Linked DNA regions of Homo sapiens: region 1 is linked to region 2. A link is a contact called in ENCODE Hi-C or POLR2A ChIA-PET data. All regions are on one chromosome and are shown on one strand. Each heading gives the region's core, a stretch centred on a gene start or an enhancer-like site at or near the end of the contact. The rest is flanking DNA. Distances are from core to core; before and after follow the strand shown. Region 1 holds the start of PABPC1L (poly(A) binding protein cytoplasmic 1 like). Region 2 holds the start of ZSWIM1 (zinc finger SWIM-type containing 1).

Region 1 (7,240 bases), core at 824-3,323, 970 kb before region 2:
CAGGGAAGTTGCGTGAACACTGCAGTGGGGAGAATTGAGAATAGTCAGGCCTATCAGTCTCACAGAATCACCCCTCTACCTTTGATATTCCACTTAGCTGTAGAGTCCATCTGTTTGTCCATCTGCTGAAATGAGAAAAGAAAAATTTATGCACTGATTTAAAACAAACCAAAAAAAAAGAAAAAAACAAAAAAAAAAATCCCTCCTTTCTAGCTGAACAAAAATGTGCAGTTAATACTTGGCGCTTGAAAATGCAGTAGTGAATGTGGAACCAAGCCTGTCTGTATATCTGGTAGCTCTTTTCTTGCTTTGTTTTTTCTTACCAGTATTCTGCCTAACGTTTGCTTCTGTGATGGTTATATTGCCTAGCAAGCACACCCGTGGTTGTGAAAATAGTATAGCAAAAAAGAAAAATCCCCGGTTATTGATGTACTAGATTTGTGTATGTCTTTTAAACAGTTCTAGTTTCACCTTACACAGAATAATCAGGAAAAGTGTAAAAATTCAAAAGTGAAATAAAAATTTTATCAGTTAGTTGCCTGTGAATTGATGTGTCACCACCATCTCTGTTGTTACCAGACCTAGCTAACTATTCTGATCACACTTATTTTTAACTCTGTTTTCTTTAAAAATAGGCAAACAGTTTTATTTCATTATTTAGGACCAGAAGTCAAGGTGTTATCCAGGGGAAGAAATTACCATTAATTAAACAGCCTCTTTACACCCGTTACTTGATACCTCTCTACCTTCCACAACAAACCATGCAGGTATTAGGTCCTCTTTAGTGACTTCTAAGATTTGGTATGGACAGTTATTTTGCATTGTATTCGAGCCCACCATCCCTTCCCCATTTTTTAACTCTGAGATACAACCAAGCCAGTGAAATAGGTAACCTATGGTTGCATAAGTCTTGGTCATCACCAAGCTGGCGTCTCACCTGTCCTCACACTGTATGGTGGCCTGCAGAGCTGGTTCCTCACAGGATTTGCCCCTTCTGAAAACATCCACATTACCACAAGGAGAGAAAAATATCAGGATAGAGGGGTCTTTTTTAGCCCAAGATTAGAATTAGTGCTTCCTTGCTACTCTGAGGCTGGACAGCCAGATGGGCACCTTCTGTCCCTAGTTTAGGAGCTGTTCCACCTGTTGAAGCCACACTCAACCAAAAGTCAGTGGGGGCCTACCTGCTCTGTTGGATCAGTGAGACCAGGAAAGTCCTATCAGAGGAAAAGTGAAGTATTGGTGCTCAGTGGAGTAGTTGTTTTGTTTTTGTGTTGTTTTTAATGTCCCTATACCACAGATTGACGCTGCAAGCTCAGATTCACAGTCTTGCTCTGTTTAGGTCTTGCTCTGCTATTAGTTCCCAATTGTCCGCATTTAGGCTGAGCCACAAGTAACTCAGTGAACCTCCCTGGTGTAATGGATGTGTAATGGCTTAGCAGAGGGACAGGGAATATCCCAGGAAAAGGGGTCTTGGTAATATGAGCCAGTACCAAGAAAGGCCTTAGTGGTCTCCAGTTCTCATGTCTCAAAGCCATTTCCATCCTTGGTGCGAAACGGTGGGACTGGATCAGGCTCTCTGGAGGAAGACATCTTCAATGGAGCAGGGTAAAATTCTCTACACAAGCTTTGAAACAGTGGCCTGTTCGGAATTCCGTTTGTGTGTGAAACGCAAAAAGCGCGGTTTGGGTCTCCTTTCATTCTTGTCAGGAGGGAATCATTCCCATTTTACAGAGAAGGGAAACGGGTTCAGAAAGATGATCATCTGTTCCGGGGTTAGAACTCAGTCCCCTGCGTCCTTTCCGTCCCAGTCCTCGGCTCTTTCAAAAGAGCTGGGGGTTTTGAGAGCTCCACTCAAGTCCCAGCAGCCCTGCTCAAGGCCAGGTTGAAGGCTTTTTCCGCCTCCCAGGGCGGGGTCAGAGGTGTCCCCACCTGTAGCTTTTAGATCCCCAAGTGCTCGCAGGTGGGGGGTGGGCCCAGGAGGGATCCCGGGGGAGGGGCGTCCGAGCGCGCCCACGATTGGTGCGCAGGGACGCGGGGGCGGTAAAGGGAAGGGGCGGGCCCGCGCCCAGGAAGGAGGGCTTCCGCCCGGGTGAGCGCGGGGCTGCTGGGTGACCCGGCTCCTGCTTGCCCCGCAGCCCCGGCCCCCTGCCCACCATGAACGCCAGCGGTTCTGGCTACCCGCTTGCCTCGCTTTACGTGGGCGATCTGCACCCCGACGTGACCGAGGCCATGCTCTATGAGAAGTTCTCTCCCGCCGGCCCCATCCTGTCCATCCGCGTGTGCCGCGATGTAGCCACCCGGCGCTCGCTGGGCTACGCCTACATCAACTTCCAGCAGCCCGCGGACGGTGAGCCCCGGGGATGGGGCGGGAGGGGAAGGACCGACGGACAAGCAGGCGGACAGACAGAAGCCGGAACTGGGCCGCTTGCGCTTTCATCTTACACTTTGCAGCCGGGGAAACTGAGGCTCAAAGATAACAGGGCGTTGGCAGAGGCCTGGCCCCTGAGACGGGAATTGGTAATTAGTGTGGTTTACTGCTATTCCTCTACAGAGGAGAGAGATTAGGGTCGAGTGAAAACAGATACAGGCTTTGTGGGGGTGGGGGTGGGGGTCAGGCGGACCAGGGATAGAAGCCCAGCAGCCGTGTGACTCTGGGCAAGTTACTCGACCATTCTGAGCTTCAGATGCGTGTCTGGAAAATGGGGGTCCTAGCTGCCTTATAGAGTGCTTGTGAGGATGAGAGATTCAAAGCACCTGGTGAGGAAGATGCCCAAGGCAACACAGCTGGTGAGCAGGGGAGGCAGGAGAACCCAGCCTTGGGCTCAGGCCTTTCCCAGCGCGACGTGAGATCCACACTGGGCGCCTCTACCTGCACGGGCTCTGAAAAACCGCTGCCTCCAGGCCGCAAGGCCGCTTTCTCAGAGCTGATAGCATTGATTAGAGCTTGTCCGATGAGTTTGCCTGCACTTCTGTTGAGAGTGGAGAGGATGAGTGAGCTTGGGCAAGCCTTCACGCTCTGCACCTTTTCATCTGCAAAATGGGGCTAAGGCGTATTCTCCAATAACATAAAGAATGGAGAACTGCTGTCTATGCATAAAGAATGGTAACTGCTTGTTACCTCGTAAACGCTCTTAAGTGGTAACCTAAAATAAATAAATAAATAAATAAATAAATAAATAAATAAATAAATAAGGCCAGGCGCAGTGGCTCACGCCTGTAATCCCAGCATCTTAGGAGGCCGAGGTGGGCAGATCACTTGAGGTCAGGAGTTCGAGACCAGCCTGGCCAACATAGCGAAACCCTTTCTCTACTAAAAATACAAAAAATAGCTGGGCATGATGGCGGACGCCTGTAATCCCAACTGCTGGGGAGGCTGAGGCACGAGAATCGCTTGAATCCGGGAGGCAGAGGTTGCAGTGAGCCGAGACTGCGCCATTGCACTCCAGCCCGGGCAACAGAGCGAGACTCCATCTCAACACAAAACAAAACAACAAACAAAAAAGAAACAACAACGAAAATAGTGGCTTTAACATTCTGATGTAAGACTCCAGAAACTCACCCAAAAAATGGCCGGCGTCCACTAGAGGGATCCCTTGCGCCAGGTCGCCTGGGTGAACCTGGTGGTTGCCTGAGTGGGTGGTTTGCTAGGGAAGGGGTTGTTCCGCCGGGCCTGTTCCCCGCCCCTTACTGGGCTGGATTCCTGGGCACTTTTCTGTTTGTTCTGCTTTGCTCCACCTCCTGCCTCTTCCCATCTTCCTCCAAGCCCTGTGAATGAAGTGGGACTCGGCCTGGAAACCGTGCTGCAGAGAGAAGGGTTTTGCCCCAGGTATTTATGATAAGACTAGGTGGAGAATCCGGGCTTCCTGAAACTTGCTCCACTGTGTTCCCCACAGCCCCCTTCCATGTCTCTGCACTAGCAGACTCCCTGAAACAGGTCACGTGTATCACCCAGGAGAGACACAGGCTGCAGCAGTGGCCGGAGGCTGGGCATCGGCTGCTGTTTTGAGACATTATTTTGTGTCAGGCACAAAGTTACAAACAAGGCACTTTTACATACCTTCTTTATTTTTCAGTCCCTCCAACAACCTGGTAGTTGGTAGTATCTCCCTTTGTTAGGTGTGGAAAAGTAGGTAATATTACCATCATTCCCCCTTTACAGGTGAGGAACAGGCTCAGAGAGGTAATGTCCACTTTCCCCAGAGCCGGACTGCTTGAGATCTAACCTCAGCTCTGCCCTGCAGCACCTCTGAGTTTTAATTTCCTCAAAGTGCTGCCACCCCTTGTCATATGGACATTGTTATCCACTCAGTGTACTTTAGAATCCAGAATAGACCTGACGCTGCCACAGACCTTTCATGTTTCTTATTCTCAGTTTTCCCATCTGTAAAATGAGGGGCAGGAATCCATGCTCATGTGGCTGCAGGGAGTTGGTTGAATGAGATCATAACTGGAAGGTTGGGGGAGCACCATACACACTAATTCTCAGCTTATCCTTCCTGAGCCTTTGGGCTCTTATCTCAGTTATTTGGGCTCTTATCTTGGCTTATTGTCTGGGACCCAGACAATGACTTTCTCTTTATTGGCTCCCAGTTAAGCACCTCGAGGGGTGGGTGATCAAGGTAAGAAAATTCCCTAAACTTGCTAATTTCTCTCCTCTTCCTTCTGTCCAGCGGAGCGGGCACTGGACACAATGAACTTTGAGATGCTCAAAGGCCAGCCTATTCGCATCATGTGGTCCCAGCGAGACCCAGGACTTCGCAAGTCAGGTGTGGGCAACATCTTCATCAAGAACCTGGAGGACTCCATTGACAACAAGGCTTTATATGATACCTTCTCCACCTTTGGGAACATCCTCTCTTGCAAGGTAGAGGATGAAGGGTGTACGTCTTTGGGTAGATCGGTGTCAACTACCTGCCTGGTAGAGGGGTGACAAGCAACACCTCACTTTACAGTTTACAAGGTCCTTTCAGTCAAGTTTCAGGTACAGCAAGCACCTGAATGACAGCCGTTCTTTCAGTTTCATCTTCCGTGAATGACCAGACATTACCTGTGTATCAGTCAGCTCTCGCTGTGTAACCACCTTCAAATTTAGTGGCCGTCAACAACAATCATTTATTTAGCTAATAATTCCACAGTTGGCAATGGGCAAAGTTCAGCTGGGCAGTTCTTCTGGTCTTGGCTGGGTTCCCTCCTATGCCCACTGAAAGCTGAGTGGGAGCTCTCGCTGGGTATATGAGGGAGCGACTGGCTGTCAGCTGGAACATCTTGGCTTTCCTCCCTATGGCCTTTTGTCCTCCAGTAGGCTAGTCCAGGCTATTCTCATGGTATTCTCATGGCAATGGCAGGGGCTCAGAAGACAAGAGTGGAAGCACACCAGGCCTCTTGAGAACTAAATGCAGAACTGGAACCATCACTTCCACTACGTTTTTTTTTTTTAATTGAGATGCAGTCTTACTCTGTTGCCTAGGCTGGAGTACAGTGGCATGATCTCAGCTTACTGCAACTTCCTGGGTTCAAGCCTCCTGAGTTCAAACGATTCTCCTGCCTCAGCCTCCCGAGTAGCTGGAATTACAGGTGCGAGCCACCATGCCTGGATAATTTTTGTATGTTTAGTGGAGACAGGGTGGGTTTCACTGTGTTGGCCAGGCTGGTCTCGAACTCCTGACCTCCCAAAATGCTGGGATTACAGCCATGAGCCACCGCACCTGGCCTCTTTCACTACATTCTATTGACCAAAGCAAGTCACAAGACCAGCCCACATTCAGAGTGAGAGGGGAGTAGAAATTATAGGATGAAGGGTGTGGCTACAGGAAGGCCATTAATTGGGGCCATCAAGGCAATTAAGTTATTGAATCTTGTTTTTAAGATTGTCTTACATTAGATGTAAGTTCCATCAGTGATCTTGTTCTTAGTCATTATTGTATCCCAATACTTAGAATAAGATGTGAAACATATTAGGTGCTCAATAAATATATGTTGAGCCAGTGGAGGTATGTCATTTGAGAAGGATTCTGATTATTTCTCTGACTTTTTATATGAGGATGTTGAGGATCAGCGGCCATATAGCAGGTCAGTATGTCTGGAACAGAGGGCTTAAACCTGGGTGTTCTGTCTCTAGATTTTATAAGGATAGTTGATCAGTTACCCCGTAGCCTTTGGAGTGTCTGCTATTCTAGGGAGGATGGGGACAGTTTTTGTAGCCTATGTGTCAGAACTTTTTTTTTTTTTTTTTTTTGAGACGGAGTCTCACTCTGTTGCCCAGGCTGGAGTGCAGTGGCGCGATCTCAGCTCACTGCAACCTCCTCCTCCCAGGTTCACGCCATTCTCCTGCCTCAGCCTCCTGAGTAGCTGGGACTACAGGTGCCCGCCACCACGCCCAGCTAATTTTTTTTGTATTTTTAGTAGAGACGGGGTTTCACCGTGTTAGCCAGGATGGTCTCGATCTCCTGACCTTGTGATCCGCCCGCCTCAGTCTCCCAAAGTGCTGGGATTACAGGCGTGAGCCACTGCACCTGGCATGTCAGAACTTTTATCAAGTGCTACTGTGTGCCAAGCATAATCCTTAAGTTCTCAACGAGGGCTCTCAAATTCCCAGTCAATAAGAGGCTATCCCTGTGGCTCAGAGGAGCAGGTAGACTTGAGGAGATGTAGTAATGCACTAAGGGTTATCTGTGACAGAGAGACGGGGCTGTTTCCTGTCTTTGAGGATCAAAGGAAGAAAGACTCTTAACTGTGTATTAAGTTCTTCACAATAATAATGGCAGATTTATCATGTACTTTCTGTGTGTTAGGTTTTCTGCATACATGTATACTCCTTAAAAGGGTACCTGGCATACTGTTAAGCTTCTAAGTGATAACTGTAACAATCAAAGAATTACTTCTGTTGGCTGACCTTGGACAAGTCATTTATTCTCATTTTCCCTCTGGGGCTCAGAGGTTAAGAAATGACTGAAAGGATTCTCTTATGACTGGCATAGATAACAAGGGAAGTATGTAATGCCCTTAGCAGGTTCTTGACCCACAGTGGGGACCCAGTCAACGTGGTTAAATCCAAGCTGAGGCTTGAGTTGAAAGTGGAAGGCCCCTGTTTCAGGATGAGAGGTGGAGGGGTATGTGCAAGGCATGGGTTTGGAAGCAAGATCTGTTGTGCAACACCCACTGGGGAGCCTCAAATGCCAAGTTGATATAGTTCTGTGGATAGAAGCTACTAGAGATTGAAGGGATGTGGTCAGAATTA
Region 2 (6,978 bases), core at 3,766-6,265:
TTGTATTTTTAGTAGAGTCGGGGTTTCTCCATGTTGGTAGTCAGGCTGGTCTTCAACTCCTGACCTCTGGTGATCCGCCCATCTCGGTCTCCCAAAGTGCTGGGATTACAGGTGTGAGCCACCGCGCCCAGCTGTTTGTTTTTTTGAGATAGGGTCTCACTCTGTTGCCCAGGCTGGAGTGCAGTGGCATGAACATGGCTTACTGCAGCCTTAACTTCCCAGGCTCAAGCGATCCTCCCTTCTCTGCCTCCTGAATAGCTGGGACCACAGGAATACACCACCACACCTGGCTGATTTTTAAATTTTTTGTAGAGCCAGGGTCTCTCCATGTTGCCCAGGCTGGTCTCAGACTCCTGGGCTCAAGTGATCCTCCCACCTCAGCCTCCCAAAGTGCTGGGGTTATAGGCATGAGCCACTGTACCCAGCCCCCTTCAGGGTCTTATCTTTATAAGGGGTGGGGGGTGGTCAGCACCTTTCTCATTGTTACCTCTACCTTCCCTAGGTATGTGCAGGTGAAATTTGTCTGCATTCGGACCCAATCAAACAGGAAGAGAACGCGGGAGGCAGACATGTGCCCAGCGTACTTGCTCCTAAGGTACAACGAGAGACTAGATAGACTATTTATCAGTGAACTAAACACACAGCACATACATGGTGACTCTAAAGTGGCTAGTCCTGGAGGAGACACCACTGGCAAATCTCAAAAGACAATGTGCCTGCAGAGACTCCAGCCTGTGCAGCCCACAACCAAAAAAGACCTTGACACTGCCGAGAAGTCCCTGGTTGAGCCATCGTTTTGCCTAGATAAGGTACAAGTGTCCTCAAAGCCAGAGCAGGAAGGCATCACTCCTTCTGACCTGGCCAAGATAGCAAAAGTGATGAAGAACTTTCTTAAGGTAGATGAGGGTTCCATGGCTTCCTTCAGTGTGGGTGACAGCCAGCACCTGGACCGGCTCAGCTTCCAGAGCAGTAAGATGACCGACCTGTTCATCCGCTTCCCAGAGAATCTCTTGCTACACCGGGTGGAGAACACCCAGGGCCACATCCTCTATGCTTTCTTGGTGGAGAACAAGGAACGAGAAAGTCGAGTGGTGCACTTTGCTGTGCTCAAGGCGGAGACAGTCACCTCTGTGGCCAAGATGCTGAGCATCTTCACAGAGTTCAACTCCGATTGGCCCAAGGTCAAGGTGGTCTTTGTGGACCCTTCATTCCATTACCGGGCTATCCTGCAGGAGATCTTTCCTGCTGCCCGCATCCTCCTTTCCATCTACCACACAACCCGACTCTTGGAGAAGAAGTTGCATCGTAGTTCAGCAAATCCATCCTTTAAAAGGCTCATGAAGGAAGCCCTGCGGGAGGCCGTGTTTGTCACTTCTGAAGCCAGCCTGAAAAATCTCTGCCAGATGTCCCAGGCCGTACTGGATGAGGATCTCTTCAACTTCCTGCAGGCCCACTGGTTCACCTGTGAACTGCTGTGGTACATGCATGTTAGGAAGGGCCTGCTTGCGTGTAACACCTACATGGACAGCCTAGACATTGTCACCAGCAAGGTGTCAAGCCTCTTTCGGGAACAGCAGTCGCTGCTGGACTGCATCCTCTGCTTTGTGGATTACATAGACTTCTTTAATACCAAAGGCTTGAAGAACTTGCCCACACCTCCTCCCAAATTAAAGAGAGCTCGGCCGGCAAGCATGCCACTGAAGTCCAAGAAGGCTTTTGGAATCTGTGGAGAGAGCCTTACCAGCCTCCCTGCAGAAGAGACCAAGCCAGACGCACAGCAGGTACAGGTACAGCAGCAGTCACAAGTGCCGCCCTCGCAGGTTGGCATGCTGGACACCTTGCACCAGAGTGGCTCTGAACTAGCCTACAAGCTGTGCCACAATGAGTGGGAGGTGGTACAGAACTCCACCCACCTGGTGGACATGGCTGGCTCTTCAGTGGACGTTCAGCTGCTAGAGGACTCTCACCAGGTTAGCAAAGATGGCTGTAGCTGCAGCTGTTCCTTTCAACAATGGTACCACCTGCCATGCCGACACATTTTGGCTCTGCTGCACACCAGCCAGCAGCCGGTTGGTGAAGCCATGGTGTGCCGCCGGTGGCAGAAGAAGTACCAGTACCTCCTTGGGCCCAATGGGGAGCTCCAGGATCGTGGTATGGTCCCAAACACAGGCCAGCCTGAGAAGCAAGGACGGAACGACATGATTCAGGACCTAAGCAGGGAGTTAGCAAACCTGCTCATGCAGACCGAGGGGCCAGAGCTGGAGGAACGCTACTCCACCCTGCGCAAGATTGTGGATATCTGGGCTGGCCCCTCCCAGCCATCTGAGCTCTTTCAGCAGCCAGGAGACTTTAAGGACGTGGGCCGCCTCCCTTTCCTCTGGGGAAAGCAAGAAGAAGGGGAGGGATTCCCTCCTGCTACAGCTGTGATGCATTATTGAAGCACTTTAGCTGAAGCATTGGACCACAAACACTTCTCCTTGGAAGTGTGAGAGTTTAAAGTGGGCAGGACATACTAGGGTTTAGCATTTTAGCCAATGTCTTCCTAGGTGGGGCTAGGAATATTGTTACAGTAGAGAGGAAGGGAACTCCACTGTGTGACAGTCCTTTCAATCTGCCCCTTTTCAGCCCTACTTTTGGCATTCCTTGGGAGCCTCAGTTGTTGTTCAAGGCCAAAGTTATCTCCGTGCTGCAAGGTCACCCTCTTCCTCCCCCAGCCCCTGAGATCAGATCTTATTTGCTCTGCAAAGATGAATCCCTGCCTCAGGTTAGGGTGAGACAAAATCGGTCTGGTAAAAGGGCCTGTTTTCAGGGACAAAGGGAATGAGGATGATCTTTGGCTGTTGCTGCTCTTTATGAAGAATCTTATTTGTAACTTTTTATTCATATTAAAGTTGTTTTTAATAAAATTAAACAAGGGAAATGTGTTCTGCTTGATCAGGGAAGGAAGAGGAATTGCATAGCAATAGGACTCGACTTTACAGTTAGGAAGTGGCTGCTCTAGGTGGATTTATTAATTTTAAAGAAAATTGAGGCCAGGCGCAGTGGCTCACACTCATAATCCCAGCACTTTGGGATGTCGAGGCGGGTGGATGGATCATCTGAGGTCAGGAGTTCGAGACCAGCCTGGCCAACATGGCGAAACCCTGTTCTACTAAAAATACAAACATTAGCCAGGCGTGGTGGCGCACCTGTAATCCCAGCTTCTTGGGAGGCTGAGGCAGGAGAATCGCTTGAACCCAGGAGGCGGAGGTTGCAGTGAGCCTAGATCGTGCCACCGCACTCCAGCCTGGGTGACAGAGTGAGACTCTATCTCAAGCAAAAAACAACAACAAAAAAAAAAGAAAAGAAAATTAAGTATTAGCAACCTAATGGGGTTGTGGAGCCAAATAGAACCTGATGCCTCACATTCAAGGATTTGGCAATCTGCGTCTTAATTTGCCTCCTTCCTACAACTAAGCCTTCAAGGTTGATTTCAGGTTTCCTTATATTCTAGCGGGAAGAGGCCAAATAGACTGGAGGGTGTGGGGGAAAAACCTGAATCTTAGACTTGACTGCCAGCAACTTGCTGGGGAACTGTGGGCAATTTCTTTGACCTCAGTTTCCTCTGTAAAAATTAGCATGTTGGCCTGTTCTAATCCCAGATTTCCCCTCTAGGTTTACATAAGCACCTTTTTGTTTTTTGTTTTGAGATGGAGTTTCGCTCTTGTTGCTTGTTGCCCAGGCTAGAGTGCAATGGCAGAATCTCGGCTCACTGCAACCTCTGCCTACTGGGTTCAAGCGATTCTGCCTCAGCCTCTTGAGTAGCTGGGATTATAAGCATGTGCCACCACGCCTGCCTAATTTTTTGTATTTAGAGATGGGGTTTCACCATGTTGGTCGGGCTGGTCTTGAACTCCCGATCTCAGGCAATCCACCTGCCTCAGCCTCTCAAAGTGCTGGGATTAAAGGGATGACCTACTGCACCCAGCCCAATAACATTTTCGATGCGTAAGTACCAACACTGATTTGATGTTGCTAGTTGGTAATCTTAATCCTCCAAGGCCTGGTAAACACCCAGTTTTCTAAGTCTGCCATCTTCAAGGGAACTGAGGACAAGAGACCAGTTAGTAGGCCCTTGCACTACTGTAGTAGGACCCTAAATAAGTCATGGCATCATTCTGTAGAATACTGGAGGGGGTTGGGCTAGAGAATGCCAAGTTTTGGCTTGTTTAAGGGGATCTGGATTTCCTCAGCTCTAAAAGTTGGGCTCCTGATCCCCGAAGGAGGAGTAGAATTTGAGACCTGGAACTCAGTTTCCCCATAAGGTAGAATATGCGTTATGACTATATATGCACTGTTTCCTAAATTCCAGGGGCTTTAGAGTTTCACACACACACACACAACAAAACAAAACCCGCGGTGGCTCACGCCTGTAATCCCAGCACTTTGGGAGGCTGAGGTGGGCGAATCACGAGGCCAGGAGTTCGAGACCAGCCTGGCCAACAGGGTGAAACCCCGTCTCTACTAAAAATACAAAAAATTAACTGGGCGTGGTGGCGGGTGCCTGTAATCCCAGCTACTCAGGAGGCTGAGGCAGGAGAATCATCGCTTGAACCTGGGAGGCGGAGGTTGCTGTGAGTCGAGATCTTGCCACTGCACTCCATCCCAGGCGACAGTGCGAGACTCCATCTCAAAAAAAGAAAAAGAAAAAATATATATATAACTGCTATTTATTTTCCTTTTCATTTTCTGCTTTTGAGGGAGTTTCCATAGTAACGTGTCCTTCCAGTCGCCTAGCCTGAAGGGAAGCCCCGGAGCTCCAGCTTCAAGGCTCAGCTCTCCCAGATGCAAGTATCTTTACCTCCAGCCAGCTCCTTGTAACCCTGGCAACACGGCCCGCCCGCGAATCGTCACGCTACGATTGGTCCGTGGTGCTAAAGCCTGAAAGCGAATTCCTCAGACATTGGTCCGAGTCACTGCGATGCTGACGCTGTGGTTGGTGAGTTTGGATGTCAGTCAGAGTCGGAGGCAGGGTCAAATAGGGAGAAATGGCGACGGAGCCTGGCTGTGGGTGAGTGCTTCCTGAAGGGGTGAAAGTGTGAGACAGCGGATCACCGCAGTTAGCCGTCACACAGCTCCCAAAGGGATGGGAGGGAGGTTTTCTTCTCATCCGGCTCCAGCTGGACTCTGGGAATGTCAGACATCCACATCTCCCACCCAGGTTAGAGGTGAGAGGTCAAAGGCCGTATTCCCTCTGTTGGTTTTTGGACCCCAGGTACTGTGGACAGCAGTCAGGATCCCGAACCAAAGACTCAACTTTCAGCTACTTACAGAGTAATGGTGGGCAAGTCACTTAGCTTCTTTGAGCCTTAGTTTATCATCTGTAAAATGAGGACAGTAACTCGGTCTGGGGCCAAATAGAGGAAACAATGGAATAGAGTATTGCTGCTAAAAGAGGGATATAGTAGAGGCAGGAGAAGCTATGCACATTTGTTAGCCATATTTTATGGTGGAAGGGATTGAGGCTCAGAGAGGGTCATTGACTTGCCCAAGATAACACAGCAAGTTTGGAGCAATTGCAGTTCTCTTATACATACCAGGACCAAAGGAAAGAATGGATGCCAATCAGTCATTTATAAATATAAAATCGTATTTTTATTTTATTTTATTTTTTGAGACAGAGTTTCACTCTGTCACCCAGAGCTGGAGTGCAGTGGCGCAATCTCGGCTCACTGCAACCTCAGCCTCCTGGGTTCAAGCAGGTCTCCTGCCTCAGCCTCCCGAGTAGCTGAGACTACAGGCATGGGCCACCATACCCGGCTAATTCTTTTTGTATTTTTAGTAGAGACGGGTTTTCACCATGTTGGCCAGGCTGGTCTCGAACTCCCAACCTCAAGTTATCTGCCCACCTTGGCCTCCCAAAGTACTGGGATTACAGGTGTGAGCCACTGCACCTGGCTAGAATGCTATTTTTTTAAAAGGCCATATGCAGCTCTGGCCATACCTATTTAAATCCCCTGGAACCATATCTTTCCATAGCTAACTTCTTATCATTTAGATTTCAGCTCCAATGTCATCCTTCTCCCCTGAGAGGCCTTCCATTACCACTTTAACTAAAGTATCCCTCCCTTCCCCAGCTTACTCTCTGACATGTTACTCAGGTTTATGGTCTTTGTAAGCTTCATTATTGGATATATATTTGCTTATTTGTTTACATGTTTATTGTGTATCTTCCCCTAGAACAGTGCTGACATATAGTAAGTGTTCAACAAATATTGTGTGGATGAATAATTGAAGAGCCAGGTCCCTGCTGTCTCCTTAAACCTCTGTTACTCTCCATAGGCCCATCTTTGGAAAAAAGATCTGGGAATGATTGTCTAGCCTCCAGCCTCAACTTACTTGATGCTTGAGAGACTCAAAGCCCCGTGGTCAGCTGCCCTGCAAAGAAAGTATTTTGACCTTGGCATTTGGACAGCTCCCATCTCTCCCATGGCCCTGACAATGCTGAATGGGCTCCTGATTAAGGACTCAAGCCCACCTATGCTGCTGCACCAGGTTAACAAGACTGCCCAGTTAGATACCTTCAACTACCAGAGCTGCTTTATGCAAAGTGTCTTTGACCATTTCCCTGAGATCTTATTTATCCACCGGACCTATAACCCAAGGGGTAAGGTCTTATATACCTTCCTGGTGGATGGACCTCGGGTGCAGCTGGAGGGTCATCTTGCCCGAGCAGTCTACTTTGCCATCCCTGCCAAGGAGGACACTGAAGGCCTGGCCCAGATGTTCCAAGTATTCAAGAAGTTTAATCCAGCATGGGAGAGAGTCTGTACCATCCTGGTGGATCCTCATTTCCTTCCACTGCCTATCCTAGCTATGGAGTTCCCCACAGCTGAGGTCCTTCTCTCAGCCTTCCACATTTGTAAGTTCCTCCAGGCCAAGTTCTATCAGCTGTCCCTTGAACGGCCCGTGGAAAGGCTGCTCCTGACCTCCCTGCAG

Evidence for each region. A loop is a pair of places that touch in the nucleus more often than their neighbours do. ChIA-PET counts read pairs that join two places held with the same protein, here RNA polymerase II (POLR2A). Pooled maps may share reads with other maps.
Region 1: a pooled map shows a loop between it and region 2 (3-fold over the local background). The contact joins the promoter of PABPC1L here to the promoter of ZSWIM1 in region 2. A Hi-C loop is called at or near these places in 2 of 50 pooled maps. POLR2A ChIA-PET finds 5 or more read pairs at or near these places in 2 of 52 experiments (Caco-2 and PC-9).

Annotation. Positions count from the first base shown.
Region 1 is chr20:44,907,987-44,915,226 of GRCh38, forward strand. PABPC1L (poly(A) binding protein cytoplasmic 1 like) reads left to right here and starts at 2,074. Exons shown (of 15, transcript NM_001372179.1): 1 at 2,074-2,350; 2 at 4,674-4,867. The coding sequence starts at 2,158. YWHAB (tyrosine 3-monooxygenase/tryptophan 5-monooxygenase activation protein beta) reads left to right here. Exons shown (of 6, transcript NM_139323.4): 6 at 1-546. RefSeq lists a silencer at 1,928-2,257.
Region 2 is chr20:45,876,212-45,883,189 of GRCh38, forward strand. ZSWIM1 (zinc finger SWIM-type containing 1) reads left to right here and starts at 5,016. Exons shown (of 2, transcript NM_080603.5): 1 at 5,016-5,050; 2 at 6,322-6,978. The coding sequence starts at 6,382. It overlaps ZSWIM3 (zinc finger SWIM-type containing 3), which reads left to right. Exons shown (of 2, transcript NM_080752.4): 2 at 503-2,911. The coding sequence ends at 2,438. RefSeq lists enhancers at 4,726-4,775, 5,026-5,105.